7 separate regions of the Homo sapiens genome follow, and all the other regions are linked to region 1. Evidence: chromatin loops called from intact Hi-C (ENCODE). Cell type or tissue: endothelial cell of umbilical vein. All regions are shown on one strand. Each heading gives the region's core, and the rest is flanking DNA. Links, peaks and the distances in the headings are about the cores only.

Region 1 (4,349 bases), core at 125-4,124:
CATCTGTTTTTCAACAAAACATGAAACCAGTCTGAACTTCCCAGGCAGAGACAGGGCTTCACAAGCCTTGCTCCAGCAATGCGTGTCTGTCTCTGTGTGCATCCTTATGTGCACGTACACACATCCTTTCCTTATGTGCTTTCGACATTCCCCTCATAAATAAATCCACTTCAAATGATACTTTCTTCAGTTAAAGATGACTTTTTGTGACCCTAACCCTCAGGAGCCCCTGGGTGCGGGTCTGTTGTCCTAAGTGTATGTGCACAAAGACATGTGTGTGTGTGCACATACCCCAAACACACCACCCATGCACACACACCCACCACTCACAGGCTCACACGTACATACACAGCCACTCACACACCATGCACACAAACACTGCGCATGCACTCACTCACAGGCACACAAGCATACTCACACCCACTCACACACCATGCACACACACCACACATGCACACTCATACGCACTAGCACACATGAACACAGTCACACACCACACATGCATGTGTATGCACATACTTGCACATACCACATATGCATCCACCATACACGTGCACATGAAAACATTCACACATCCTTTCTGTCTTTCATTTGGACACGAATCTGAAAATAGTTCATGATCTTGATGAAGAAACTCTGTCCAGCCTCAGCAGGACTCTGGTTTCTCTTCCACACAACCAGCTTTGCCTTCTGAAGGCGGACCGTGCACTGAGAATCATACCAGGTTGCCTGGTGACTCGAGCCGACCACCTTCAGTGGCGCTTCTGCGGTCAGAAGAGCAGGTCACTTGCAAACGTGCAGCACAGGCGCTGTGCCATTTCTTGTGCCAGTCCTGAGTCCCTGGCTCTGTGGGCAGTTCCTCTCCTTGGAGTTTCCAGGAAGTCCCAGCCTGGGTCAGCCTCGTGGACTTTAACAGCCGTTCTTGTGGAATCCGTCCACCACCCCTTTGTTTTTGAAAGTCCTGGCTGCGAGGCAGGCACGGCACGTGTGAGTCATCCTGCAGCCTTTGAACTTTGGCTCATTTATTTATTAGTCGGCCTCCATTTCCTCTAACTTGCCATTTTGTAAGCAAATTTTCTCTGTTTATTAATGTTTCAGTCCAAAGGTATTGCAATACTGCCTTGAGGTATTGTTTCCAGTTAATTAAAATGCTGTAGTGAGAAGGAGGAAGAATCCTAAGCTCTAATGAGCACTGTTTCAATGCCTGCTGCTGCCTGGAGGAGGTTTACCCCAGTGCTGTAGGCCTTCAATTTCATTTGCTTAAAGCCCAATCATCTTGTAACACAGAACCATACACTTTTCCTTTGCTGAGAGAGGAAGTATTCCTAGAAGCCTATCAGGGGTTATTGAGGGAATGAGAGGAATGACAAGGAAACAAAGCTGTGTGTGCATGTATGTGTGCGTTGGGGCGGGAGGGGGGACAGCAGTGGGGGGTGTTTCCCTGAATCCACTTAAAACAGTCTGTCTGTGACTTTGCTCTCTCAGCTCGCGGGGTCAAGGAAAGGCTGTGATTTGTGCACCCTGCCGCCTGGGAGCTGCAGAGATTCTCTCCGGCTGCCCGGTGTGTGGCCCAGGACCACGCTGGTGTGCAGGCTGCAGCACCCGATGGCCTTGTTTGCTTTACACTCAGTGTTGCCACAGAGCATCCTGGAACCATCAGATAAGGGAGCCATTCTCCGCTGAGCGGAAGCTGGAGCAGAGGACGGAGTTGTGTGGTGTGTCGGATGACTGCCCCCCAGTGTCCTGGTATGAGAGAGGAGTGCAAAGGGGTGTGCAGGATGCAGCCGTTGCAGCGGGAGGGGAGCCCTGGGGCGGAGGGAATTGTGTGAACAGAGGATACAGGAGGGTGGTTTTTTCAGAAGCAAAACGCCCCAGCGGCAGTTCTGGAGCGCTGCCAGGTGTCAGCTGTTTGCATTGCCCTCCGTGGTACAAACGCTGCCGCGTGGCATGTGTTCTCTGGGCGCCTGGGTACCCCAATGGTGGTCGTGGGGTCCACGCTGCATCTTGGTGCCGTGTTCTACCTCGCGGGAGCTGTGTCTGGAAGGACAAATGTCTGACCTTTGCTGGCTCCCGGGGCCGCCCGCTGGCCCACATCGCACATGTGTATAAACCTCTCAAAGGCCTCTTCCCAGGAGACTTCCCCTCTGCTGGACACAGCCAGGTATCGGGGGCTGTGAGCCGAACCTGGTGAGCCGAGCACTACGGCTGTGTAAAAATACAGTTGCTTCCACGGAAGCCCTGCAGTACCCTCTCCACGGACTCTTCACCCATGCTAACTGGTGGTGGATGTGATCCTCAAACAATTTAAACGTGGTTTGAATTTTGCCTCACTCTTATTCAGAAGGCCGTGCTGGCATTTCTGGAAATGGTGTGAGTGAGATGGGCGAGGGGGCTGGCCTGCACTCTCATGAGCGGGCGGCTGAGCATGGTGCTCTGAAGGGCATCTTCCTGAGCCTGGGTGGCTAGGGGTGATGGGGCAGGAGGAGGAGGGCTTGATATTGTGGCTGGTGGTCCCTGTAGTCTCACAGGTGCCTTCAGTGGAAGGGAATGTTGGCCCACGTGGCTGAGGCATGGTGAATCGGGGAGCGGTGGCTGGTCTGCTGGACAAGCAGGTGCTGCCAGGCTGTGACGGCATCAAGAAGTCCAGGGTTTATTTGCTCCTGTGGGACCTGAGGCATCCAAAGCTGCCCTGAACTGCCCACCTCCTGCATTGCTCTAACAACTCGCGCCCAGCCCCCAGGAGGGGAGGGCAGAAGGCAGCCCTGCTCTGAAACAGGGGTTTCAGGGGATAGTGAGGATAGTGGGGGCAACAGTATCAGGAGACTATCCTGAGGAATTAGTTTCTGAGTAAAAAGAAAAATAGAATATGTATTCTTTCTCTCCCGTCCACACCTGTCTTTGCTCAGGACAGAAAACAGGTAGAACCTGTCATTTTGGAGCCTGTACCTCACCGTAAACAAATACATTAGCATTACGGTTTTATGCCTCGTCTCTTGTGATGGGCAGGGGGACCTGGGCCCATCTGCTGTTGGCCATGTGGGACAGACTCCGTCCTCCAGGCCTGGGGGCCACACCTGCTGGACTATGGCCGTGCCTCCCTCGGGTCCAGCTGGAAGTGGCTTCGGGGCAGCTACGGTTCTACATGCCAGAGAGCCCTTGTGTGTATTTGATGGCCAAACCTTTCAGGTTTTTCTTGTGCGTTTGTGATGTTGGGGTGGGTTTAGGAGTAGATTATACAGCAGGCAGGAGGAAGTTATTTTTTACAGTCAGCAGAGGCCGAAAACTGTTTTGTTTTGCAAAACAACCCCAGGCGCTATTTTGGTTGAGGAAAGATGGTTTCAAAAGTAAAATTGTGAGACGAGAAGCTAACTTCTTCCACTTGTGGAACATCCTGTGTCAGGCATGAGAAAGGCAAGAGGGGCCCATGAGCTGAAGAGGTGGCCCAGAATGTTTCTGTGGCCAGGCAGCGGCGGAGGGCTTTTAGGGACAGGTGCCTGCTGGCCAACTCTTAGGGTGGCTGGGACATGCAGGGTGCTGTCCTGTGGCTTCCAGATGTTCTGCAAAAGTCTGGGACATATGACTGTCCTTGTGGGAGGATGCCCGGAGGAGTTTTGTTTAGTGAGCGGCATGCCATATTTGGGTTGCCAATTTGAAGACAGAAGAAGACAGCCCTGGGAGATGGGAGGCTTGAGGGCCTGAGAGGCACCTGTCCTTGAGCTTCTGCCCCTCAGGAAGACAGCACAGGGCTGTTAACTGTCACAGAGGCCCGGGTTTCCCACGTGCTGGGCTGTTATTTTCACAGCACCCAGCAAGAAAGTGTCAGCGGCTGGCTGGGTGCGGTGGCTCATGCCTGTAATCCTAGCACTTTGGGAGCCCCAGGCAGGCAGATAACCTGAGGTCAGGAGTTCAAGACTAGTGTGGCCAACACGGCGAAACCCCATCTCTACTAAAAATACAAACATTAGCCAGGTGTGGTAGTGTGCACCCATAGACCCAGCTACTTGAGAGGCTGAGGCACGAGCGTTGCTTGAACCTGGGAGGCGGAGGTTGCAGTGAGCTGAGATCACGCCGCTGCACTCCAGTCTGGGTGACAGAGTGAGACTCCATCTCAAAAAAAAATTTATAATAATAAAAAAGAAAGTGTCAGAGGCTGCTTTTTGCAGAGGAGGAAACTGAGAATGTGGGAGGCTCCCTGAGTCACTTGACCACCTGGGCAGGTAGGAGGATCAGATTCAGGATCAGAGGAAGGCTGGTTTAATGTTTCAGTAGCTTATTTTGCTTCTGGACATGATCACGTGCATGCAGTCTGTGATAAACACTGCGTCCTTGGTGAGTGAGGAAGAAGGAAG
Region 2 (4,349 bases), core at 87-4,086, 270 kb before region 1:
TAATAATTTAAAGTACCAGTGCTTAACCTATTTAATGATTTGAGAATATTAGTATCCCATTTTTCTTGTTCTTTTTGTATGTGGAACCCAAATTTCTTGTCATTTTGTGTTATATATTTCCTATAAGCTTTAGGTACAAGGTGCTGTTAAGAGTTAAGGAAGGTACTTTCTGCCTTCATCATTGAGTATAAAATCTGCAGCACTGCAGTGAGGCTGTCCTCATGCTGTTGCCACTCATGGTCTTACTCTGCATCACTCGCAGTATTAGGGAGGAGTTGGACCCTATTCCATGTTGCCCACATGCCTTTGGTTTTAGCTAAATCGAGGATTGATTACTTATTTTATGCTGTTTCTAGGCAGTTTTTCTCTTTTTTTCCTAGTAAAAAAGTAAATTTAGTCCTCTTTTCTGTGTGAATCCATACAGCCTGAAATTACTATGACAGGCTTGTATAAAAAAGCATGTGAGAGGGAATGCTAGCTTCCAGCAATTTGTTCTTGGTATAATGACCCTTTCTGTAAGGAATGTTGCTGCTCTTCATCTGTTAGTTTTTCTTCACAACAACTTGTAGAATTTTTCCATTTCATTTAGATTTTAACCTAGTGCTAGAATCGAAGTGTCATATTTAAATACTGTTACTTTTGGCTTTTGGATATGTGTTCCTTTTAAGGTCTGTGGTGCCTGAGACTTCTCACTTTGAACTCCCATCTCTCACCTGTGGTATTATGTTTGCAGCAATGACCCTGGTGTGGGCCTCCAGGGAGCAACAGCCCAGCCAGCCTGCAGGCCTCACTCAGGGCTTGTTTTGTTATTGTGATTTTTTTTAAACCTCAGTGATGGGAATGGGAGAATATACATTAGGATGAAGGTAAAGTTTTAGCCAAAATGAAAGATAATTAGGTATTTATTGTAATTTTCAGTTAACTTAGATTTTATTTCTATTCTTCTTGAAAGATTTTAGTATTCAGACTTCCAGCATAATGCTACATAGGGCCTTTCCCTTGAAATGCTTGATTTCACTGCTTTCTGTAGGAACACTATTCTTCAAGCAAAACCAAATTTAAAAATCCTGTGGGGCTGGGCGCAGTGGCTTACGCCTGTAATCCCAGCACTTTGGGAGGCCGAGGCGGGTGGATCACGAGGTCAGATTGAGACCATCCTGGCTAACACGGTGAAACCCTGTCTCTACTAAAAACACAAAAAATTAGCTGGGCGTAGTGGCGGGCACCAGTAGTCCCAGCTACTCGGGAGACTGAGGCAGGAGAATGGTGTGAACCCGGGAGGAGGAGCTTGCAGTGAGCCGAGATTGCGCCACTGCACTCTAGCCTGGGCGACAGAGCAAGAGACTCCGTTTCAAAAAAAAAAATCATGCGTCTGACACTAACATTTTCCTTTAATAATCAAATTGTTCATATTTTTCTAGAAGCATCAAATAACCTACATTATGTGTTGTATTTATCTGAGAATCGAAAGTAGATACTTTAATTTTCCCCACTTTCATAGTCCCTTGAGTCTAATTATCGTAGGCTGCAGGTCCTACAGACTACTGAAGTGAACCAGGGGCCTGCCTTACAGTTGCTTTTTTCCCTCTTAAAATAGCAAACTGTTTAATTGTTTGCTTTAATTATATTTTTAGGAGCATTTCAAAGGATTATTATCTTCTTTGTCATACCTGGCTCATTTCCTGGTACGAAACTGAAAATAGTATCTGATCCTATTGGTTGCATAACATACTGAGTCATAATTTCTTCCTCTTGCTGTTGGGAATAGCCATTGCTCGTTGGATTCGCAGTTCCTGTTTCATTTATTTGTGCTTATATACAACTGTCATTTTGCTATTCCTTTAGATCTTTGAAATTCATAATCTACCTTTCTAAAGGTGTATTTTATTGAGTTCCTGCTATGATTATTAACATTTTTTTTCCTTTTTTTTGAGACAGAGTCTCACTTTGTTGCCCAGGCTGGAATGCAGTGGCACGATCTCAGCTCACTGCAACCTCTGCCTCCAGGGTTCAAGCAATTCCCCTGCCTCACCTTCCCAGTAGCTGGGATTACAGGCACGCACCACCATGTCTGGCTAATTTTTTTGTTTGTTTGTTCGTTTGTTTTTTTGAGATGGAGTTTCACTCTTGTTGCCCAGGCTGGAGTGCAATGGCGCGATCTCAGCTCACTGCAACTTCCACTTCCTGGGTTCAAGCGATTCTCCTGCCTCAGCCTCTTGAGTAGCTGGGATTACAGTCATGTACCACCACGCCCAGCTAATTTTGTATTTTTAGTAGAGATGGGGTTTCTCTATGTTGGTCAGGCTGGTCTCAAACTCCTGGCCTCAGGTGATCTGTCTGCCTCAGCCTCCCAAAGTGCTGGGATTACAGGCGTGAGCCAATTTTTGTATTTTTAGTAGAGATGGGGTTTCACCATGTTGGCCAGGCTGGTCGCCAACTCCTGACCTTAAATGATCCACCTGCCTTGGACTCCCAAAGTGCTGGGATTACAGGCATGAGCCACACTGCACCCGGCCCCCTCTTTGATTATTAAGTGCTCCCAAGTAGAAGAAATACTAGATGTAAAGAAACCACATATATCAGACTGGCATGTGCTTTGAGATGATGCATACTTTCCTGGATAAAATTTACTACGACAGACATCTTTTAGGGAATAATTAGGATGATGTATAGCCTTAGAATTTATAATATTGTAAAATGACTAATATTTAATTACCCATTGAATACGAATTAAGCTGTTTTACTTAATTCTTTAGTTAGAAACATTTTATAGACAGCTTTCTACAAGGCTAATTTATGTTAATTAATAATTTAAAGTTCCAGTGCTTAACCTATTTAATAATATGAGAATTAGTATCCCATTTTTCTTGTTCTTTTTGTATGTGGAACCCAAATTTCTCATCATTTTGTGTTACGTATTTCTTACAAATTGTAAGGCATATGGTGCCTGAGACTTGCTCTTGGAGCTCCTGTCTTCCATCTGCAGGCCCTGGTCCTCACCTCTGGTATGTCTCTTGGCACCTAGGCTGGCTCTTTTTGCAGTGACCCTGGTGTGGGCCTGCACAAAAGGAAACAAGCCCTGGAATTGTTAAGCTTCTCAAGGGCACACAATTTTCATCCTCTTTAGAAACATAATTTCTCAAATTCTTTCTTAAAAAATCAAGACGAGGTCTCACCATGTTTCCCAGGCTGGTCTTGAATTCCTGGGCACAGGCAATCGTTCGTCCTTGGCCTCCCAGAATGCTGGGATTACAGGCATGAGTCACTGTACCTGGCTCAAATTCCTATTAGACTTAAAAATAGTTTTTATTAATTCCAAAAAGTATAAACTTATTGGAGAAATAAGAAAGATGCATTTATCACTCCAGAGATTCCAAGGGTTTTAAGAGCTGTGTGTCTGGAAACAGGGATGAAGACCAAATATGTATTTCATAATATCACGGCCTCCAGCAGCTACTTGCTGAGTGACTTCAGCACTTACGTAGCAGGGAGGGAGCACCCACTCTTTCTCTGCTTCTGCTCTCTCCATCTTAGAACTCTTGGCAATTTTTCTTTTCTTTAGCTCCATAGGACTGCATATGTTTATTTCTTTATTAAACAAAAGAAGTTAATAAAAAAAAGAAAAGTAGGCAAAATACCAGGATTAATATAATAAAGGAGGAAGAGGCAGTGAAAAACCGTGAGGTTTGTCCCAGATTAGTAAGAACGTTATTGAGTAGCATTGATGTGATGTTAATTTTTGTTTCATATGGGCTGTATGGTAATGAATGTTCTGATAGAAAAGGTTATGCACAGAGTGCCATGTAAGCATAGAGGAAGGGACATTTGAGCCTCGACAGACAAGTAGGGGCTAGCTAGGCATTCTAGGCAGAGCTGCACCTTGTATACAGATATTGAGTCTTGAATGGAGACTTTTGGAGCTGTTTTAAGTAGTTTGGGGCTGGAACAGAATATCTGAGGTTTTGGAAGAGATTAGGCAGGTGTGCAGAACTTAGTTCCAGGTGCCTTCCTGTGCCATGCTAAATGTTTACACCATTTCTATCCTGAAGGTAGAATAAATCATTGAACAGTTTTAAATAGGGGAATAGCATGACTGTGTTTACATTTTAGAAAGATTACCCTACAGGAAAGGTAGAAGATGCATAGAAGGGTGGCAGATTGCAGGTGAAGGAGATTAATTAGGTACTTCCTGCTGGTGAGAAATGATGGGACCCAGAACTTGGGTGGTAGAAAAGGGCATTGGCAAGGAGGACATCTGGGATGACTTCTGAGTGTCTTGAGTAACTTGATGAATGGAGGTGCTACTAACTGAAATACAGCCTAGAAGAAGGATTGAGAAGAAATGGTTT
Region 3 (4,349 bases), core at 276-4,275, 330 kb before region 1:
GAATGGAGCAGGTGCCAACAGCAGGGAGAAGCCAGGCAGCAGGAGCAGGCATTTCTGAGCCTGTGAGGGCATGCAGGGCCTTCCTGGGCCCCCAAGAGTGCAGGGATGCCTGGGGCTGCAGCCGTGGTTTGGGTGGCTACAGCTGCCCTCGGGGAGGGCAGGGCTCCTGCCTGCTCCTGGCCCCCTAAGAGCACAGGGAGGCTCAGATCTGCAGCCACACCTTGGGTGGTGCTTCTGCCTGCTCTGTGGAGCAGGAGGCCCCAGTCTGCAGCTGTGCTGCAGAGGCAACCAGGGAGTTCCCACCCCAACTCAGAAGGGGTGGGTCTCCCGCTTGTCCCTGGCTCCCGCCAGAGAGCGTGCAGCCCTGGCCATGCCTCCCTGCTGCAGCAGTAGGCCGTCTGGAGCAGCCGCTGCCATCTCTAGTACAGTAATTCTCATAATTTTATTTTGCCTTGGTATCCATTTTGAATATGTTTAACTTTCTCATATGAGAAGCAGGGCTCAATCACCTTTGATACAGTTTCCAGTTCTCTGCTTCCTCCCAGTTCTTCAATGTGATCCATCCAGATATCTGCTTAATGCAACTGCTTCCTGGTGACCATCTCCCTATGGGACAGGTAAATGCAGCCTGCTTGACTCACCTGTTGACCTCCATAACCCACATGGACTGTGTAGATGGGCTCCAGTGACCACCTCACAGTGACAGGGTGACTCCATGGAACTTGTGCCTGCTTGTTCTAAACTCACCAATTAGAACTTCCATGGGAAACTGCTTGGGTAACACGCTGGACCCCAACAGAGGCTTTAGCTCCACAAGTGCCCCTTCCTTGACCCCCTTCCACTGGCTGAACTCCCTGTCACCTCCAGATTTACCCTCCCTCTGGTGACCACAAGACCAAATTAGAAAGAAACCATAACAATAAAAATCACAACACCCAGCAGTCAACATGTACATCATTATCAGAAAAGAGGAAAGATACAAAGGAAGCAAAGTTTTCCTTGTAGTAAACTTCAGGAAAATTTTCCTGCATGGAACTTTACAAAAGATAGAATAAAAAGTGGGCTGTGCATGGTGGCTCACACCTGTAATCCCAGCATTCTGGGAGGTCAAGTTGGGTGGATCACTTGATGTCAGGTGTTCAAGACCAGCCTGGCCAACATAGAAACACCCATCTCTACTAAAAATACAAAAATTACCCAGGTGTGGTGGTGTGTGCCTGTGATCCCAGCTACTCAGGAGGCTGAGGTGGGAGGATCATTTGAGCCTGAGATGCAGAGGTTGCAGCGAGAGGCGATCACACCACTGCACTCCAGCCTGGCCGACAGAGCCAGAACCTGTCAAAAAATAAAAAATAAAAATAAAAATAAAAGTGCCTTCAACATCATTTTACAGCAGATGCAGTAATGGAATTCAGTCTACTTTTTGTTTCTACATTGGATAAAAGTTGAGGACATAATGAAGGATGTTTTGCTTAGGACTAAAAAATACAAGAAATTTCTGTGGCACTAGACGTATGCTCATAGCAGCACACTTTTCAAACAGTATTCTTTTTTTTTTTTTTTTTTTTTTTTGAGACAGAGTTTCACTCTTGTTGCCTGGACTGGAGTGCAATGGTGCAGTCTCAGCTCAGGGCAACCTCCGCCTCCCGGGTTCAAGCAATTCTCCTGTCTCAGCCTCCCGAGTAGCTGGGATTACAGGCGTGTGCCGCCACACCTGGCTAATTTTGTATTTTTAGTAGAGACAGGGTTTCACCACGTTGGCCCGGCTGGTCTCAAACTCCTGACCTCAGGTGATCCACCTGCCTCGGCCTCCCAAAGTGCTTGGATTACAGGCGTGAGCCACCGCCCCCTGCCCAGTATTCTTAAATGCAAGCTTTCCCATTAGAGATCTGATAAAAGCTAGGTAGCATTAATTATACTGCAACGTGCTTTGATGAGTACCTACACACTAAATTGATATCCCGAGTTTCTGGAAGAGCTACATACTCTAAATCCCATCTCAGCGTATGGCTTGTTTGAACCCCTGTAAGACTCTTTCCGTCCAGGAAGGGCCATGGGACATCGGTACGAGTGGGTGGGCTGGAGAAAGAACTCCTTTGCCTGTTTGCTGTTCTCATCCTTTTCCTGAACGCCACGTAGTAAACATCATTTATGCTTATCAGGGACGCTAAACCAACAACCTGAGATCCATAAGTAAGGCAGTGACCAACGATGGGCTGCCACACTTTCAGCCAACTTGAGGAGACAAAACTTTTTTGTTCACTTTTGCAGCTTACTTAACACAGGACCGCAGGGCATGGTCCAGGGAGTACGGGGAGATAATTCCCTCCGGGTGGTTCTTATAGAAAAGTCTTCCCTGAATTATTCCATAACCTTGGAAAACTACTTTCTTTCCTTTTGTATTGGACAAACCATCCAATCTCGCTTGGAGAATGGGGCAAGGCCTCGGGTCACCGGGCTTCGGCGGGGCAGTGAGGGGCGGGAACACGGCTCCGGAGGGCGGGGCCAAGCCGGAGCGAGGCGGCGGGTCCGGACGCCGTGCGCGTGCGCGCGGCAGGTCGGCGCCGGGCGGGGGCGGAGCGGCCGTCGCAGGTCCACGCCGTAAACAGACAACATGGCGGCCGCGGTGGCGGCGGCACCTGGGGCCTTGGGATCCCTGCATGCTGGCGGCGCCCGCCTGGTGGCCGCTTGCAGTGCGTGGCTCTGCCCGGGGTTGAGGCTGCCCGGCTCGTTGGCAGGCCGGCGAGCGGGCCCGGCGATCTGGGCCCAGGGCTGGGTACCTGCGGCCGGGGGTCCCGCCCCGAAAAGGGGCTACAGCTCTGAGATGAAGACGGAGGACGAGCTGCGGGTGCGGCACCTGGAGGAGGAGAACCGAGGTGAGGTGCGAACGCTGGGCAGGCGCGGGGCAGCGGGCGGCCGCTCGCTCTCAGGACGGGCATAAGGTGCAGCGTCCGCCGGCAGGACGCGGGGTCGAGGTCAGGCAGGCGCACCGAACCTGGGTCCCTCCCCTTTCTCACCTCCCTACTCACCCAGCGTGGCCGCTTCCTTGTGCACCTATTTCTTGCTTTTAATAACCTAAACGTGTACCCCCGAGCAGCTTACCTGTAAAGTGACCGCATTCAGCGCGGCAAACAGAAGTGCAGCTTACGCCCTCCGCTCCAGACAAGCCAAGGTCAATATATACCCTGGGGATTTAATCCTTGCTACCAGGCTTTATTGTTGCTGTGTAATGGCTTTCTGTAAACTCAGCTATTAGTGGTGGAGTTGTAAAAGCTGCGGTGAAACTGCCTTTTATTATTACGGAGAATCTTAAATTTGAAGCTGCTCAGCTGGAACAATTTTTCCTCTTGTTCATTTTCTCTTAGAAAGTTAGTCTTGAGGGACTGTTCCACTTCATTTAAACAATTTTGAGCACTTTTTATTTTCCTCAGCTCTGGCGATAAGAATGTGGATGGTATGGATCTTGCCCTTGAGCTACCTTCTACGGGAGGAGACATCATTAGCAATACAATACAGAGCTTTGAAGGCTTTGAAGGAGGCTGACAATCCTAGGGAATACTGTTACAGCTCAGTTCCTTTCACTGGCAGTGCAGGGAAAAGCTAAAAGGGTCGTGAAGGGTGGAATAGCAGTTTCCACCCTTAACCTCCGGGTTAAGCCAGAGGACCAGTGTTTTAATTTTGACATGCATTTGTTGAGCACCTATAATCTGTTAAGCAGAAGTGAAAAGCGTGTAAGTCGTGATTGGTTTTAGTGTAGTGAAGCAGATCCTGGTTATTAGTAGGCTGTGTGAACTTTCAAGGCATGGTAAGAGGAAAGGGCTGTAATACCTGCAGGGTTTCGCCATTTGAAAGGGGTTCCAAGGCATTCTTTAATAGGCAGTGGATTTTGCCATTTGTGAGGGTTCTTGGGCAGACTTATCTCACGTGTAAAACAGGAAAAACAATACCAACTTTATAGGTTTGTTATGAAGATGAGATGAGATTGTTAATGTAAATTGCCACTAGCACGTAGCAGTGCTTCAGGAGTGTGATGAATGACTTTATTCCTTACTTATTATTCCAGACAGAGACAAGAACATGGTCAAAGGCATGGAGATGTGAACATGTGTGGTGTATTTGGGACGTAACATAAGGCAAGTGTGGCATAAGCAGAATAGTAAGAAATTCAGCTGGAAGCATAGACTAGCACTGGAGTGATTAGAGCCTGAATGCCATCATCTTTTGGGTAAGCTTAGTCATGCCGGGACTTCACTTCCGTTAAGTGTACCAACAATATGTTAGATATAAAGGGATTGCAAGTACAGCTACTAATATGCACCATATTCTATTTTTTTGGTCGTTATGACTTG
Region 4 (4,349 bases), core at 178-4,177, 120 kb after region 1:
CATAATTTAAATACTATAATGTAAGATTGACAATACTTAAGTATTCATATAAAGTCAATGTATTGTGTGTTACAGGATAAGGGAATAAGAGAGGAAAGAAAAAAAGATATTTGCTTACTTTGCATACACACAAATGTATTCTTAACAAAACAGGGAGAAAGTACTCATAACAGTTACAGTCCTGGTTTCTGTAACTGGTCACATGGCCACAGTAAGTATCTATAACCACTTTATTCCACCGACGCATTCTGTATTCCCTTTGCCTTCAGCAAGCCCCTCAGGTGGTTATGAGTTTTTACCTGGTGCAGTGACCCAAACCTTCATTCCTGAATTTTCCATTGAGCTTAATCACAAGGCATAGTAATACTAAGAGACGCCCTAAGGAATTTCCTATGTTCTAGACATACTCTTCCTTACTTCCATTGTGGAGCAGCAATCCAATTTCCCTTTGATAGTCAAGATCAATCACCCCAGCCAGCAATATCATTCTCTTCTTGGCCTGTTGACTCAGAGACACGAAGAGCCCACAATGGCTGGATGACAGTCTTCATTTCCAGTTGGAAGTTGTGGAAGTTGTAGAAATTATGGAATCATTGTTGCATCTCCTGGTGGAAGCATTCTTCCCTCTGGAGCTAAGACATTTAGGCTAGCAGGGCATAAAGTTGTGGGAACAGGAAGCAAAAATGTTGCCAGTGGCTCACTAGGGGTGATGGTGAGTGGTGTATCTCCCATTTCCACTGCCTGATTCCCGGACCAGTGAGTCGTGGCTATGGGACAAACAACACCATCGATTGGAGGCTGATTCAGAGTGTATAGTTTATGTCCCAGAGTCATCTCCCTGGGCATGGATGGGAACTTCCCAGAAGAACTATGGGGAGCTGGTTATTTGACATATTGAGCAACATGTTTGGCTTCACAGTAATGTGCCCAGGTAAGTCCCTTACCTCTGTTTGGTGCTGTCCATAGGCCGCCTTGTCAGTTAGCTGAAAGGCAGTGAGAATACATGCGTAGGAATACATAGCTTCTCTGTAATCCCAGCACTTTGGGAGGCCGAGCGGGGGCGGATCACGAGGTCAGGATTTCAAGACCAGCCTGGCCAATGTGATGAAACCCCGTCTCTACCAAAAATATAAAAAATTAGTTGGATGTGATGGCATGCACCTGTAATCCTAGCTATTCAGGAGACTGAGCAGGAGAATTGCTTGAACCCAGGAGGCGGAGGTTGCAGTGAGCTTAGATCGCACTACTGCACTCTAGCCTGGGCAACAGAGTGAGACCCAGTCTCAAAAAAAAAAAAAAAAGAAAAAGAAAAAAAAGAAATACATAGCTTCTTACCACCCAGGAAGGACCGCCAGTCACTCCTTTTGACATTCCTCAAAATTTCTTTTGGATGTGTCAAGAAAGTGGCTCACCTTTGGCTTTGCTTCACGTCTGGAAATCAAGAAAAGCTGTGAGCCAGCCCTGAAGTGGGATCTACTCAAGACTGCCGATGGCGCCCCCCCTGGGAAGGTGCTAGAAGGCTAGGCCGGGACTACAGTGGAGCTCAGAGCAGGTGGTGACGGGATCCCTGCTCTCAGTCCATTGCAGATTTTTGAAAATTAACTGTCCTCACCTGGAAAGCAGAGGCTGGATTAGATCTGAGATTCTTTTGTCACCTCTTTGGACCCTACATTCTGTAAGGTAGGGTCCCTCCACACCATATTGATTCAGCAGTACATAAATTCATTACTTTGTTTTCACATCTCCCTTAATCAAAGCCTGGACTAGCAAGCTCCAGGTGGGGAACCTGAGCACTCCTGTCATCCGGAATGCCTCCGGGAAAAGTGTGACGAGTCCTTCAGTTCCCAACAGCCCAAGGACTCCAGGCTGGAGGCTAGCAGGCCTGGGCGAAGGCTCCCTTCTAGCTAAAGCACGCTACATCCCACCTTCGGAGACCAAAGACTCCAAAATGACTGCATTTCAATGTCAAACTAACAGAACAAGTCCACACCAAGCTGACCTTTAGCAAGTGGAGTTAGAGAAACTCATTCCAATCCCCTCTGCTGGACAACACTGTGATCTCAAAGATTAGATATGGGTTCTCTGAATAGAGCAGTCATTTGCCAGTCACTTATTTTGAATATAAATCACTTAATACATTATTTCTGTACCTGTTGAAACGCGATTCCAATTGTGCATGCAGTTGGTGTCTCTTCCACTTTCATAAAAATAGGCATAACCTAGGAGGTAGGTAGCCTGTCCCTTTCCTGCCAGGTGGATGGCTGGGACCAGCTCATGCCCAGGTGTTGGCTGCCATCTAGTGGGCACTTGAGAAGTAGCCCTGAGCTGCTGTGCAGTCCAACTCTCAGTTGTCTGCCCCAAGTGGGCCGTCCCCGTGCGGAGAGGCACCCTGCAAGCTGCCTCCTTCCTGCCCTGGAGAGCAGCACTCTGGCCAGGCCTTCCCACCCCATGTCAGGGACATGGCTCCATGGCCAACCCCCACTTCTTGTCCTTTCCCTTCTTTTTCCTTCCCTCTGTCCTTCTGGTAATGTTTGCCTTTTAAAATTGGCAAGCCAATTTAATTCCCAAACCAAGGAAATTAACCCCCCGAAGTGAGAGAGAGTGCAGCAGCAGTGGGCAGTATTTGCCACTACTGCTTACTTGAGGAACTACCCTGAGGATGGCCATTCTTTATGTAAACCCCAGCCCTGGGGGGTCTACACGGTGAAACCCCAGAGCTCAGGGTCCCTTGTCTTACCTTGGGGCTTCAGGAATAAGCACTCATCAGGGATTGAGATTCACATCCTGGGCCCAGGAGCTCTGGATGGGAGGCTGCCTTGGGTCACGTCAGTCGCCGCTCATTATAACACGGTACTTGGGGCTGGGCACTGGGCTGGAACACAGTGGCTTTGGAGGGGCCCACAGCGTGGGCCACGTGGTGCTTCCCTGACTTAGCAGTGAGCCAGCAGCCATGCCCACATCCAACAGACCCAGAGTCCATGCTGCAGTTGTTGCTGGATGCCTGTGACCTGGGCTGGTGGCCAGAGGGACGGCACTGGAGCGGGAGACGTGGTGCCACGCCGGGCTTCCCTCAGCTTCAGGCTCTGGTCAGACTTCAGGGACAGCATCTCCTTTGCTCCTCCCCACGGCACCAGGCAACATGGGTGGAGTGGGACTTAGCGATGCAGCTCCGTCCATGGGGCTTGTGTGGTGGGGGCAGCTCTGGGATTATAGCTGCCCACCTTGGGGTACCCTGGCCTTGCAGGGTTAGAGGACAGAGCCAGAACATGCCAGCTGGACCTGGCCTGATCTTTCTACCAGTCTGTCTGGACAAACCTACACAGACAGGTCTGACCCCCAGGGAGCGGAAGCTGGTTGGGACATGGCCCTGGGCAGATATGACCCTCATTCTGTCACTGTTTTTTGAGCAGGGACTTTGGGAAACACCCACCTGTGCCTTTCACCTGCCCATTCCCCAGGAACGGTCTCACGTTGGGCGTCGGGTGTTGTTTTCACAGGGACCACCAGGTTTTTCAGCAGACAGCAGGGCAGTCTCAGAGCCCAGCATTGCCCTCCTGGCCTCCCCGGGTCCCAGCACAGCTCCATGCCTCCATGTGGGCAGCTTCATGGGTCCTGTCCCTGAAAAGCCCATGGAGTCTGCATGGGGTGGGGCAGTTCCCGAGCATGGAGGGGGAGGAATCTGGCTTCTAAGAGAGATCCCCCACCCCCATCCAGGTGACTTCTGGGCACCTGTCCCAGCCACCGAGGAGAGTGGTTATGAGGGGACATCTAGGATGTTATACAGCTGCTAAGAGATGAAAGTCAGGTGACTCGGAAGATCCTGATTCTCTGGCTGACGATGGGCACCCTGGGGCCCATGCAGGCTTGAAGTTGGGGCTGGGGGAGAAAACAGGGGCTTGGTCTGCTCTGGAGGGAAGTGGCATGGTGTCCTGCCAGACTGGCTGGTTTGAAAGTCGTCAGGAAAGACCCACAATAAGACACATTTATTGATGCTAATTAGCCATGGCTGAGATTGGCTGAATCAGAGTCTCTGAATTCAGACATCCTCACAGGCCAGTGTTTCTCAGCCCCAACACCACTAGGCAGAGGTAAACAATGGCAGAGGGATAGGACACTTCGAGTACAATGTTTGCACCTGGAATTCTCCCACCTGCCTTGCAGTGACCTGGTCATCTCGACAGGCCAGAGATGAGCAAGTCTTGGCTACACACGTGGGTGATGCTCCCCACGCCCTGCAGGCAGGGACCAGGCAGCTGGGGTCACCCAGGAGAGAGTGGCAGGGCGGGTGGCCCAGGCCCCTGGCTCTGAGATCATGCCCTCCTGAGCTCCATTGCTAAGGTGGCTCTGCT
Region 5 (4,349 bases), core at 283-4,282, 690 kb before region 1:
TTCCACCCACCAGCTTTTGAGCTTTTCACTGCTTCTCAGATTTTACACTTAGGTTTGGTGGAGTGAGGCGAAAATAGAATTCATTGCTTGTCCTCATTCCTTGCAAGTGTGTCTGTAATGTCATGAATATGGAAGCTCACGTGGCTGATGGTTGACAGCTTCGACAGTTCTCACCTCTGTCTTAGTCATGCCCGGTTCACCAGTCCAGGCAGCAGGGTAACCAAGGCTGGGCTGGGAGCTGGAAGCAGCAATTGGTGAATGAGTGGGCACCCGCGGATAAAGAGAGAGCAGCCGGTGAAGCGAGGCTGGGCTCACCATGCACCTGGAGATCTCCTCCTGGGGTGCAGGCCCGCGTGTCTCTACTCCGAAGTGCAGGAAATAAACACTGGCACTAATGACCTTCCTGATGTGTGATTCAGCAGCTCCAGATTTGGCATTGCCTCTGGCTCAGCAGATCAGACACAAATCTTCAAGAATGTGTTCATTATGGGAGAACAAATTTTAAGAATGAAATTATCAGTCATTCAAATTGCGGTCTAGGCACTCTGGAGCACTCCAGACCTTAAAGCTGTCCTGCAATGAAGGATGGCCCTGTGCCCTGTAAGGAACAAAAGCAGGTTGTAGGACAGAACTGTGTTAGAGGTGCTTTTTTGCTTATTGTTTTGTTTCTGGCAAAAGGAAAATGAGTGGGAGTTTGTGTGTGAGCACACACAGGCTCCTGACTTTTACGAGGTTTTGGAAAGATGGATATCAAACTTTTAGCAGTGATTTCCCCAGACCTACAAAAGTGTTCAAATACAAGACTTTTTTTTTTTTTTTTACAGTGAGTAGGAATTACTTTTGTAATTAAAAATAAATCAAAGCATGAAAAAAATGTATGATTTTGGACCAGTCAATTCTTAGAATCTTGTATCGCAGGTTTGTACTTACAGGGCATAAATGGAAGGATATTTATTGCAGAATCACTTGTGAGAGCTAAACATAAAACAGACTGTTTATCAGTAGGGCTGGATGGGGCAGTTGGAGACGCCTGTGCTGTGGAGTGGCATGCAGCTGTGGGAGAACACACATATCTATCTGCTCCAACATGAGCTGCTGTCCAAGAGATTTTATTCTGCCAAAAAAACAGGAGCAGGAAAATATGGATGACACGATTCTATTTAAAATCAAGTTCATTTAGGCCGGGTGTGGTGGCTCACGCCTGTAATCCCAGCACTTTGGGAGGCCAAGGCAGGCGGATCACCTGAGGTCAGGAGTTCAAGACCAGGCTGGCCAACAGTGCAAAACCCTGTCTCTACTAAACATATAAAAATTAGCCAGGCATGGTGGCGGGCGCCTGTAATCCCAGCTAGTCGGGAGGCTAAGGCAGGAGAATCACTTGAACCCAGGGGGCAGAGGTTGCAGTGAACTGAGATCCCACCACTGCCCTCCAGCCTAGGAGATAGAGCGAGACTCCATCTCAAAAATAAATAAATAAACAAACACTCTGTCTCAAAAATAAATAAAATAAAGTTCATTCAACATTCGAATTAAGAAAACCATATAAAACTACTGTGTCTATATGTCAGAATAGTTGAATATCGGTTGTTCCATGTGGTTCAACCTAAAATATACATAAAGTTAGGAGAACACGAAACTTAACCATTTATAGCCTTTGGGAAAGAGGACTGTTAGAAATACTATCTTTTGAAAGGCCACATTTCTGTAATACTACAGTTTTTCCCAGTAAGCATGAGTCATGTTGGTAATGTTAAGTAGATAATAAAAGCAGGTGATGGTGTCAGTGTGAGCTCACACCTCTGGTCTTGGCGTGAGAGTGGCCTGGACTCTCCTGCTAACCTTAATAATGAAAAATGAACCAAACCCTAGTAAAAAAGAATGAATCGGCATCCCCAGTGCCCCGAAGATTTCTGGAACACCTGCCTCAGAACCCTTTCAGAGGGGAAGCTGCTAGGTGGGGCCAGAAGAAAGTTTTGTTTGTGGTTTTACTTGATTTCTTCTTATTTGGGGGAGCAGGGGTGGGGCAAGGCTGGGTTTTGGGACAAGGTGCTTTTTTCCTAAGGTGGCAGTAGCATGTTCACTTTTAGAACCGAGTTAGCTCTTTTAGGCCTCACACTGACCAGAAATCACTTGTTTGCTTCCAGATGAGAAGCGCTTTGCCCCCTGGCCATGGGGCCCTCTAAGTCTGATATAGTTATTTGCAAGGTTAAGGAGAAAACAGAACACCGTGGTTTTCTGGGGATGTGGGAAAGTGGCTCTCTAGAGAACTCACCTTCCACCAGGCTTAGGGTCAGCGTCCTGAAACGGCACCACTTTGTCTTACATTCAATTGCTTTGACGTGTGGGGTGCTTGGGGCCACGCAGCCTGGGAGGAGCCAGCCCTGCCTGGAGTCCTGCTCAGAATCTGAGGTCACCTCAGCCTGCCTGGTGTGCCCCCTGTACCTTTCTGTAAATCCTGTAGAGGGAGACAAAGAGTTACTTTTCCCTGTGATTTAAAAAAAAAAAAAATGCAGGGAAGGTAGCTGGTGGCCTTGAATCTTGGTACCCAGTGCTTTCCAAGAATTCTTGTGCCCCTGTTGCATATTGTATTGGGTCAAGAGCATGGACTACTGGTGCTCTTTTAAATCTAGTGCATGTTTAATTATTACCCTAAAAGAATCTGTCATCATTAGATAAAAATGTGAAGAAAACATTAAAATGTTGAATGAGGAAAAGGATCGTGTCTAATCCCAGTACCAAGTTTCACTCACCTTGGACAAGGGTCTCCAGTGAATTTCATGAACTTGTCAGTAGCTGGGGAGACCTTGATAAAAGTGAAATTGGGCAGAGCACCTATCTCCGATGGTATTCAAACATCAGGAACAGAAAGCGGATGTGGTCGTTATTAAGATCATTAGAATTCATTTACTTTTTATACTGCATATTCCCGCTTGTTTCCAGGTTGGGCAGTTTTGGGTTTTGTTTCCCCAGGATGCAGCCGGGTGTGCATTTTTTGGTGCATCATGTTTTTTAAGGTGTGGTGTGCCCTTTTACCCCATTGTGTAACTTAGGTGATGACACACGTGCACGTGAAGATTTTGGCTGGAGGTGGAGAGTGGGTTGGTAGAGAACTTAGAGTAGAAAAGGGATGTTTTCTGAAAAATCACGAAAGCCTTATTGTTCACAGGTCCCCGAGACAGCAGCAAGATGGGGATTCTGTACATCTTGGTCCCCAGCATCGCAATTCCACTGGTCATCGCTTGCCTTTTCTTCTTGGTTTGCATGTGCCGGAATAAGCAGAAGGCATCTGCGTCCACACCGCAGCGGCGACAGCTGATGGCCTCGCCCAGCCAAGACATGGAAATGCCCCTCATTAACCAGCACAAACAGGTCTCCATGCCTTACATTTTCTACCCGGGTGGCTCTTCCAGGTTTAATCCTCAGGGGTTGTTTCCCCCAACATTAAATGTCTTAATTTACTTGATACATAGCACATAATTATTTTAAACTCCGCTTCATTTTGCCATTTTTTTTTTCTGTAAACTAGATCAGGACATGTGTGCTTTAGAAAATAAATGGCAGGCGTGTTGGGAATTCACTGCCCCAGAGTCCATGGGCCTCCTTCTGCCTGGACCATGCTGCCCCTGTGGGCCCCAGCGAGTGTCCTCACTGTCCAGGTGCCTCAGCTCTGCCCAGAAGACACACAAGAACAACAGGGCTCCAATGCTCCCCATAATTTTTCTTGACACTTTTGGGTTGGGTTGGTTTTGCTTTGTTTTGTTTACAGGGAAGGATAGGAGAATAGCTCTTAAATGGGAGTAGGTGGACAGGCTACCACTAAAAGGCCACCCCTCATCCCAGAGCAGCCTTAGATGGGGGTGGGGCACTGAAATACAACAGATGAGAACATGTGCTGCAGCCTCTCCAGGTTGTGTTGTAAAAGGGCATTTACACTCATTGCAAGCCGTAGGTAACATCATTCTCAGCCAGCTTTGCAGGGGCTCTTCAAGGTGGCCAGGAGGGAGCTGATGCACTTGGCTCTTCAGTCCCAGAGTCGGTGAGAGTTTGCTATGGGCAGGGGCTGGCCAGCGAGGAGGGCACAGAGCCCCGGGGCTTGCACGGAGGCCCAGGAACCTCTGGGGAGGATGAGGGCTGGCCACACGGGAGGAGCTGGTGTCATAGAGGCCGAGAGAGATGCAGGGTTCTCAGGGCTCCTATCACCTGTGGGGTACTCTTTCCAGGAACATGTTTAACAGAGACCCTAGTCAAGAGGCCCATGGACAGGCCCATTGAGGGAACCTCTGTAGAACAACTGGCTTGGACTCTTATAAGTGACAAAATTGCCAAGACAAAAATGTCGTGGGAAAGCC
Region 6 (4,349 bases), core at 240-4,239, 95 kb before region 1:
GCTCACGCTTGTAATCCCAGCACTTTGGGAGGCCGAGGCAGGCGGATCATGAGGTCAGGAGATCGAGACCACGGTGAAACCCAGTCTCTACTAAAAATACAAAAATTAGCCGGGTGTGGTGGCGGGTGCCTGTAGTCCCAGCTACTCGGAGAGGCTGAGGCAGGAGAATGGCGTGAACCTGGGAGGCGGAGCTTGCAGTGAGCCGAGATTGCGCCACTGCACTCCAGCCTGGGTGACAGAGCGAGACTCCGTCCCAAAAAAAAAAAAAAAAACAACCAATAGCAAGTATTACATTTGGCAACAAAATCCTCCTTCCCCCTCTTCCTTCCTTCCTTCCTCCTTTATGAATAATACTTATTATTATAGATACTTACTGAAAGTTTACTATGTGTATTAGTCTGTCTTCATGCTGCTGATAACGACATAACAGAGACTGAGTAATTTATAAAGAAAAAGAGGTTTAATGGACTCTCAGTTCCACGTGGCTGGGGAGGCCTCAGAATCATGGCGGAAGGCAAAAGACACGCCTTACCTGGTGGCAGGCAAGAGGGAATGAGAGCCAAGTGAAAAAAGGAAACCCCTTATAAGACCATCAGATCTTGTGAGACTTATTCACTACCAGGAGAACAGTATGAGGGAAAACTGCCCCCATGATTCAATCATCTCCCACCAGGTCCCTCCCACATTATATGGGAATTATGGGAGCTACAATGCAAGATGAGATTTGGGTGGGGACACAGCCAATCCATATCACTATGTGCCAAGCTTAGGATACAATATTGAAAAACCAAACAAAAATTTTCGCCTTTATGGAGCCTTATGTGTAGTGAACTAAACATCAGAAATAACAGAAAATTTGATTTTCTATTTGCAGATGATGTGATTACATATTTAGAAAACCTCAGGGCTTTTGCCAAAATAAATAATAGAATTAGAATATTTTAAGAGGTAGCTGGAAACAAAATCAACAGTATCTTCTCTTTTTTAGTAGCAGCTAGTTTTCTCATGGGAGTGAGATTAAAACATCTCCCCAAACCTAAAATCCCTAGAAAATAAATTTTACCAAAAAGTTCAAGACATACTCAGAGAAAGGTATAAATCTCTGTGTAGGATGTAGATCAATTCTTGAGTAAATAGAGAGCAATTCCATACTTCTGGAGGGGAATATTTAAATCTTAAAAATGTGAATAGTTGAAAAAATATATATATATTATACAAAACTGAAGTTTGTGCTTATACATTTTGAAGATATTTAACATACTGAAAACATTAATAAATTGTATATCTTTATTTTACACATGTGATGCAATATGAAATATAATGCCAATAAAATGTATTTGAGTTGAGCGGAAATTATTTTAAATTTCCTAAAGAAAAATAAATGAGTAAGAATTGCCAAGAAAACTTTAGAAAAGAAACATGGTATTGGGCAGCCTGCTCTACTTAATAGTAAAACTTATTATACTCTAAAGCTACTGTAATCAGAGTAGAATGGGTAGGAAAAAAATGAAAGAGGCCCATAGACCAGAAATAGGTCCAAATATATATGGGATTTTAATATATTTTCTTTTCTTTCTCTTTCTTCCTTTTTTCTTTCTTTCCTTTTTCTTTTCTTTCTTCCTTTCTTTCCTTCCTTCCTTTCTTCGTTCCTTCCTTGCATCCTTCCTTCCTTCCTTTTTCTTTCTTTTTCTTTCTTTTTCTTTCTCTTTCTTTCCCTTCCTTCTCCCTTCGCTCCCTTTCCTTCCTTCTCCCTTTCCCTCCCCTCCCCCCCTCCCCTCCCCTCCCTTCCCCTTCCTTTCCCTTCCCTTCCTTCTACACAGTTTTGCTCTATCACCTAAGCTGGAGTGCAGTGGTATAATCCTGGCACACTGCAACCTCCGCCTCTTGGGTTCAAGTGATTCTCGTGCCTCAGCTTCCTGAGTAGCTGGAATTACAGGTGCACACCACCACGCCTGCCTAATTTTTGTATTTTCAGTAGAGATGGGGTTTCGCCATGTTGGCCAGGCTGGTCTTGAACTCCTGGCCTCAAGTGATCCACCTGCCTCAGCTTCCCAAAGTGCTGGGATTACAAGCATGAGTTACCTTACCCGGCTGGGAATTTAATATATGTTAAAGCAACATTTTAATTGAGTGAGACACAGTCGGCCCTGCAAAAAATCCTTGCCGAATGAATGAAGGCTTGTGAGAGTTTGAGGGAAGAAAAAGGCTCTCCATGCATTGCTAGTGGGAATGCGATTGTTAAAATAGTTATGGAAAGTAATACAAGAGTATTTATTAAAATAAGAATGTTTCATCATAACAATCCTTCCTTTTAGAGACTGTTCTTCAGGAACAAAAATGCCAATAGATAAAGATATATTTATTGCTTATAATGGCAAAAAGTGGAAATGATACAAATATTCATCAAAAAAAGATTGGTCGACTAAACCAGAATACAATCATACTATAGAATATCGGAATAGAATGCAGCTCTCTAAACGTTAGGTAGAATTCTATATCTCTGTATCCAAGAAATACCCATGATGAATTGTTAAATGAAAAAGCAAGTTTCAGAATATGATAATATTTGTGATCTGAGTCCATTTCTCTGTGCGTGTAGGAGAGAGAACCACAGGCCTCTGTGGTCCGTATGTGCACGGTGAGCGTGCAGGAGGCTGCATGCCAATGCTGTCAATGGGGTGGGGATGAACTGTGGCAGGATGAGTCATTTATTGCTGTTTCCTTTATACATGTTCTTTCTTTGACTTATTACAATGAGCACGTACTACTTTCGTCATTTCATAAAATCCAGTAACAGCTTCTCTGCAAAGCCCTCCAAATAAATAAAAAGTCTGTGTCCTTCCAAGAGCGGTACTGAAGTGGTTTAAAGCTCCCCAACTCTGGCTGGCACTGGACAGGAGCCTGGGGGTTGACCGGGGGAATGGGGAGAAGGAAGATTCAGGCTCTATCCTGGTGACAAGGGAGCATACCTGAGCTTGCCTGACCCAGATGTCTTTTTCTGTAGTAACTTTTAATTTTGATATACTTTTAGACTTACAGAAAGGTTGCAAAAAAAAAAAAATCAGAGTGACTATATAACCTTCATCTATAAAAAATCAGGGGCCAACACTGGTGTAATGCTATTAACTACAGACTTCATTTAGGTTTTCCCATGTTCCTGTAACATCATTTAGCTGTCCCAGGATCCAATCCAGATCCCACAGTGCACTGAGCTCTTGCTCCTTAATATACTCCAATCTGGGATAGCTTCTCAGTCTTTCCTTGTTTCTCTTGATCTTGACACTTTTGAAGGGCACTGGTCAGTTATTTTGAAGAACGTCTTTCAATTTGGGTTTGTCTGATGTTTTCTTATGATTTGATGGAGAGTATGAGTTTTAGGCAAGAAGACCTCAGAAGTGCCTTTGTCAGTGCAGTGCAGCAGGGGCACGTGATGTAATATGTGTCATTGTTGGTTTTGTTAGCCTTGATCATTGGGTTAAGGTAGTGTCTGCTTCATTGCTTAGTGCACAAGTAGTAAATATCAATAAAAAATGTAAGACATAAGAAATACAATAAGAAATTATAAAGTAAACATAAATAAGAACTAGTTTTCCTTTTCTATTAATTTTTCCCTTTGTATGAATAGACATCTATATTTTTCACTCTGATTAATAGACATTTTGTGGGGAGATACTTTGGCACTAGGCAAATATCCCTTTTATCCACAAACATTTGGCAGACTTTGCCTGCAACCACCATTACTGTGGTGTTCACCAAATGATGATTTTGTATTTTCCTTATTCTTTCTGCATTTGTTAGTAGAATTCTTCCATATGACCTCTCTCTCCTCCCCCATTTACTTACCCATTTTATTCTGTTATTTATTCTACTCGTATGGACTCAAGATATTTATTTTATTCTATGTGACAAAGACATCTTATGACCAGTTTAAGTAAGGGACTTATGGACTATCTTCAATTGTCTCTCTGTGTGTGTATGAGTGTGTGTATAAGAGAGAGAATATGTAAATGGCATTTATGCAAGGTTTTATAGGGACACATCTCATTGTGATGAAAATACAGAACTTGCTTTCAAAATCAAAAGAATAGCTTTAAAATTGTGAAAAACTCTATCATAATAGGGGGTATTTTGACATATATGATTATATCCCATTAACCTAAGAGATCTGAGGTTACAGGAAAATAAATGTGTAACTGGACTCGATGCTGAAGGGCTTAGGAAAGCCCTGAAAGGAACAAATTGGTTTAGAAGGCACTTCCTGAGCAGAAAACAACCAGGAACATAGAAAAAGTGAAGAGCGAGCTTGATCCTGCTCATAGCCCCGTGCTGTGCTATGGTCCTGGGGCCTA
Region 7 (4,349 bases), core at 105-4,104, 160 kb before region 1:
GAAAAGGGACTCCCTGTGCCCAGCCAGGGAGCCACTGGACTGCTGTCTCAGGACTCTGGGAACTCAGTCTTTCTTCTCCCATCTCCCCATCTCCTCTGCTATCCAGCTTCCCCTGTGGTAGGAGGATATGGCCCCTGGCAGCTCCCAGGCTCCCAGCCACAGAGCAGGGTGCTCTTAATTGCCACTCTGCTCAGAGATGTTTGGGGAGGATGAGGGCCCTAGGCCAGGGGGGAGGTGTGGTAATTGGTAGTTGGTAGCCCTCATTAGGACGTCGTGATTGGGGTGGGGTAGAAGCCCACCATACCTGGCTTTCAATTCTAGCAGACGGCTACATGGGTATTACTGGGCTTGTTCTTGTCCCTGTGTCTCTAGGTTATTAGTGCATTTCTTTGTTCACCTTTGGACATGCAGGATGGCCAGACACCCGATGTGTGGCTTGTGGACCCCAGCAAACCACAATGCAAGATTCTCCAAACCCCTATTGCCACCAACTGAGTAAATACGCTTGGCACAAAATGGGCTACTGTCTTCCTGGTGCTGTAAGAGTTGTGTTTAATGAAATACCAAGTCATCATTTGATTCATGTTGGTTGTTTGTCATTTTGTTTTCTCAGAGGAAGACAATTGTCCAGTTACTCTCATGTTGGGCTCCTCAAACTATTTTGAAGTTCATATTCAGAAAAATGGGAGCCCGGCTGGGCACAGTGGCTCACACCTGTAATCCCAGCACTTTGGGAGGCCGAGGCAGGCGGATCACGCAGTTAGGAGATCGAGACCATCCTGGCCAACATAGTGAAACCCCATCTCTACTAACATACAAAAAATTAGCTGGGCGTGGTGGTGCGCACCTGTAGTCCCAGCTACTCGGGAGGCTAAGGCAGGGGAATCGCTTGAACCCGGGAGGCGGAGGTTGCAGTGAGCTGAGATCGTGCTACTGCACTGCAGCTGGGCGACAGAGCAAGCCTCCATCAGAAAGAAAGAAAGAGAGAGAGAGGAAGGAGGGAGGGAGGGAAGGAGAGAGAGAGAAAGAAAAAGAAAAGAAAGAAAGATGGAAATGGGAGCCCCTACTTTTTGTTGCTTGAGGAGCAGTTCTAAGATTTTCTGCTGCAAGTGATCAGGCAACACAAGTGAACTTGTCCTAAACAACAGAGCCTGTTTCTAAATACAACTTCTACAGAAGAGAATACTTGTTTTTCTTTCTTCTGAACAGTTGACACGGCCCCGAAGTTATGTAAGATGAGTTAACCTGCAGCGCTGCCACATGTTCTTGTGAGAAGTTAAACAAGGAGAGGAAAACAGGAGGGAGGAAGCGGTAACTTACCAACTTCCTCCCGTCCGAAGTCCTTGATTCCAACTCTTTCCTTCGAAGAACAGACTTTGTGATAACCTTTACTCTTGATTGCTACGTGACAGCAGTGGCGGGGTGGGGGGTTGTAAATGGCACAGCGGCGGGTGCGGCGAAATTCGGGGTGCGGCCCTAAGCCACACGACTTTCCGCTGCATCGAGAGGGTTGTGCATGTGCTCAGCTGAGCCTCGGTGCTTGGAGCAAGCGTGTGCAACCCCAAGGCCCCCGACCGCGACTCGCTGCTAACATTCTGGCTTCACCGAAAGCCAGTGAGTGGTTAAACACTGACTTCTGACCCCTGCTCCTCCGGCGATCTGTCTTGCCCCTCGCATTCCTGCGGGTCCCGGGCTGGGGGACGCTGCCTACGTGCGGCGGCTGCCCTTGCGCGGCCGAAACGCCGGCTGCTTCCTGGAACGCGGTGCAGATAAGAAGCCGCTGCCGGGCTCGGGTTTCAGAAGCGCGCCACCGCGGGTTACAAAACCCTGTGTCATAATTTCACTTCGGATTTTTTTTTTTTTCTTTCCTAGTGCTGGCTTCCCGCAGAAGGACGTTTTGTGTGTTAGGTCCATGTGTGCGTGTGTATTTCCTTTTGGTAATTATTTTGGAAAACGTTCAGAGGCTAAAAATAGAGAAGCCAGAAGCCTCCTTGCTGCGCGACTCGCGGCCCCAAGCTCTCCAGCGCACAGGGTCCTGCTGAGACACAGCGACGACCACCGTGTGTCCCCGAGTGCCCGAGCCCCGTGCCGGGCCTGGCCGCTGAGGACGCGCTCCCCGCCACCGGCTCATTTTCTCGGTTCTAAAACCTTCAATGCCCGTCGCTAGCAACTTAATCTGCGCTCTAACTCGCAGAATTCTTTTGACCTGTTGGAGAAAAATAGCATTTTAAGATGTGGGTTATTCAAGAGGGTGGAGTCGGCTAAGTTTAGTGGACGCTAAAAATAGCCCAGCGGTGCGGGCGGGTCAGGCCTGGGGGCGCCAGGACCTCCGCCCTCACCCTGCCCCCTACGGGCCTACGAGCCGCAGCCCTCCCAGGGCCTGTGCGTAATTCTAGCCAAGGCCCAGTGTCATTTCCAAGAGGTGCCTCTCGGCCGGGTTACTCATATGTCAGATTCCCATTCTCACGTTGTGTTTCACGCAGCAACTGCATTTCCAAAGAAAAGCGTGAGTCACTACCAAGTGGCTGCAGAGGGAGGGGAGGGCCACCATACACCGGAAGAAAGGGGGGGGGGGAAGGGGCCTTTTTATAGCGTTCTGAGCTGGCTTTCTTTTCCATAGGTTAATTTTTATCTTAACTACCAAACTTAGGCTGGATCGCCTTTTTATAAGAAATCTATTTAAATACAAGGGATTATTTGAACTTCTTTTTAAAAAGCCAAGGGCATTTTTTGTGTGGTTCTCAGCTTATAAATAAAATATATTAATAGTTGTTTAATGGGCATTTAAAATGCCAACTGCCTGTGACTGTTTTTAGTGCATTCTTCAAACACCACTTGGAGACCTGAAACTGCCCCCTCGGTTCAGTCCACAAGGGGACTGCCACCTTGCCATGGGCCAGGTATACCCAGCCCAGCGAGGCCAAGCTCATTGCTCTGAACAGATGGTGATTTTCAAACTGAATGCTATTCTGGTGTACTTATTTAGGAACAAGATCTAAAAATAGACTTGAATGAGCATAACCTGCAAAAATAAGTTGTCAGCTTCTTTTTACTCCTGGAGGGTTGAAAACAAAGCTGTCAGCAATTTCTGCGAGCTGAGGAATCTGTATACTTTCTTATTTTAGAGAGAGCTTTTTCAGTGGGACTGTAATTGAGTCCCCTTAAATCTTTGTGTCAACAAATTACCATCTGTTGTTCTAGAGACTCTCAAATTGGTGAGACTCGCTGCTGCTTACTGCCGGGGTGGAGGGGGATGCTATCGTTTGCCCTTGTGGACATGAGCTTTGGAGAGGGAATGGGTGCCGCTGGTATCCGACGTCATTGCAGGAATGAGTCCAGGCTCTGCCAGCCCCCATTACCCAGACCCTGGGGTCTTGTAGAGGTAGTGATTGAGAGATGCCTGGGAGTATGGGCTTGGAGACAGGGGTGGCACTGAGGTGGAGAGGAAACCCCAGCCAGTTTTGGCGGGGCCTCAGGGGAGTCTCAACACCTGTTGGTGGCTGGGGTCATAGTAGCCCAGAGCGCTGGGTTTTGAGTAAATCCATGAAGCGCTCAGCCCTTCTTTATAAGGTACTTGGTGTAGCCTTTGTGGCAGGAAACCACAGGTAATGGGGACAACAGAGGGCCTTTGTCCCCAGTCTGGCACATCCACACCATTTTTCTGTGAAGTGACCGCACGTGCTGACCTAGAGAGAAGTCAGAAATGGAACTGAGCCCTTGTTTCTTCTTGGAGAGGAGTTCCCCTGAATATGGGAAACCGAATGAGGATGGAAATGGCCCCTCTCTCTGGATGGAGGATGGTGTGCAGAGTGGTCCCCAGACTCCGTACCCTTTGGAGGTCAAAAGTCTAGGCCCCAGCAAGCCCTAGACTTGGGATGGCTGGCCCTGGGGCTGCCCATCCCGTCCAGAGAGCTTGCCTGGCTCCCAGCAAGGTTCTGTGCCTTCAAGCAGGGGAAACGGGCTCTGGCCAACAGAAAGTGAAATGAGTGGCATTAAACTCAGCAAAATCAAGTCCTGCAGATCCGCCCCCAGAAAGCCTTTCTCACCCTGGTGTGTTTAATTTTGCAGGTGCGCCTCAACTCCAAACAGCTCTTTTAAAACAATTTGCCCACCAATAGGATTTGCGATTCTGGGGATTAGAAACTTTCTCCATTCAGCATTTACTGTATTTTAACCTCCATGGGAATGCTGTCTCAAAAGAATGGAAACAAATCCTGGTTCCTACTTCCTATGCTCCCAGGAAGCACAGATGTGCACGCATGCGCGCGTACACACACACACACACACACACACACACACACACACACACACAATGTGGAGAAGAGTGATTTCTCCTGGGTTGGGGATGG

What was found. Hi-C counts contacts between places; a loop is a spot of excess contacts. Peaks named below come from ENCODE experiments on the same cell type or tissue, not always from the same donor. Only the 100,000 strongest peaks of a DNase experiment are listed, where the experiment ranks them.
Region 2: a loop joins it to region 1, with 4 times the contacts of the local background. A loop is called at or near these places in 3 of 110 quality-filtered maps.
Region 3: it touches region 1 in a loop (6-fold over the local background); 7 of 110 quality-filtered maps call a loop at or near these places.
Region 4: a loop joins it to region 1, with 6 times the contacts of the local background. A loop is called at or near these places in 28 of 110 quality-filtered maps.
Region 5: a loop joins it to region 1, with 9 times the contacts of the local background. A loop is called at or near these places in 12 of 110 quality-filtered maps.
Region 6: a loop joins it to region 1, with 5 times the contacts of the local background. A loop is called at or near these places in 3 of 110 quality-filtered maps.
Region 7: a loop joins it to region 1, with 11 times the contacts of the local background. A loop is called at or near these places in 24 of 110 quality-filtered maps.

What each region holds. Positions count from the first base shown.
Region 1 is chr9:91,034,720-91,039,068 of GRCh38, reverse strand. No RefSeq gene overlaps it. Among named protein-coding and RNA genes, the nearest start is that of LINC02957, 40 kb to the right of the region's middle. RefSeq lists enhancers at 3,183-3,232, 3,243-3,292, 3,403-3,662. In endothelial cell of umbilical vein, for the core only: a CTCF peak has its summit at 1,734 (motif pointing left); DNase peaks (open chromatin) are centred at 978 and 1,678; H3K27ac peaks cover 1,054 bases.
Region 2 is chr9:91,300,351-91,304,699 of GRCh38, reverse strand. The region is part of intron 4 of AUH (AU RNA binding methylglutaconyl-CoA hydratase); the gene reads left to right. Among named protein-coding and RNA genes, the nearest start is that of AUH, 59 kb to the left of the region's middle. In endothelial cell of umbilical vein, for the core only: no CTCF peak of the experiment used is centred there; a DNase peak (open chromatin) is centred at 1,679; H3K27ac peaks cover 950 bases.
Region 3 is chr9:91,360,155-91,364,503 of GRCh38, reverse strand. AUH (AU RNA binding methylglutaconyl-CoA hydratase) reads left to right here and starts at 2,586. Exons shown (of 10, transcript NM_001698.3): 1 at 2,586-2,876. The coding sequence starts at 2,615. RefSeq lists a silencer at 2,416-2,855. In endothelial cell of umbilical vein, for the core only: no CTCF peak of the experiment used is centred there; DNase peaks (open chromatin) are centred at 2,513 and 3,233; H3K4me3 peaks cover 1,393 bases; H3K27ac peaks cover 950 bases.
Region 4 is chr9:90,913,030-90,917,378 of GRCh38, reverse strand. No RefSeq gene overlaps it. Among named protein-coding and RNA genes, the nearest start is that of LINC02957, 82 kb to the left of the region's middle. RefSeq lists a silencer at 2,220-2,369. In endothelial cell of umbilical vein, for the core only: a CTCF peak has its summit at 2,298 (motif pointing left); a DNase peak (open chromatin) is centred at 2,298.
Region 5 is chr9:91,725,561-91,729,909 of GRCh38, reverse strand. It overlaps ROR2 (receptor tyrosine kinase like orphan receptor 2), which reads left to right. Exons shown (of 9, transcript NM_004560.4): 8 at 3,167-3,369. Among named protein-coding and RNA genes, the nearest start is that of MIR3910-2, 91 kb to the right of the region's middle. In endothelial cell of umbilical vein, for the core only: a CTCF peak has its summit at 2,462; a DNase peak (open chromatin) is centred at 2,459.
Region 6 is chr9:91,130,071-91,134,419 of GRCh38, reverse strand. The region is part of intron 1 of LINC02937 (long intergenic non-protein coding RNA 2937); the gene reads left to right. All of the region lies in intron 2 of LINC00484 (long intergenic non-protein coding RNA 484), which reads right to left. Among named protein-coding and RNA genes, the nearest start is that of LINC00484, 13 kb to the right of the region's middle. In endothelial cell of umbilical vein, for the core only: no CTCF peak of the experiment used is centred there; a DNase peak (open chromatin) is centred at 2,699; H3K27ac peaks cover 304 bases.
Region 7 is chr9:91,191,235-91,195,583 of GRCh38, reverse strand. LOC124902208 (a long non-coding RNA gene) reads right to left here and starts at 2,562. Exons shown (of 2, transcript XR_007061660.1): 1 at 2,468-2,562; 2 at 1-2,206. RefSeq lists enhancers at 874-1,741, 1,645-1,904, 2,323-2,617, 3,584-3,753. In endothelial cell of umbilical vein, for the core only: a CTCF peak has its summit at 2,351 (motif pointing left); DNase peaks (open chromatin) are centred at 1,303, 1,743 and 2,463; H3K4me3 peaks cover 554 bases; H3K27ac peaks cover 2,193 bases.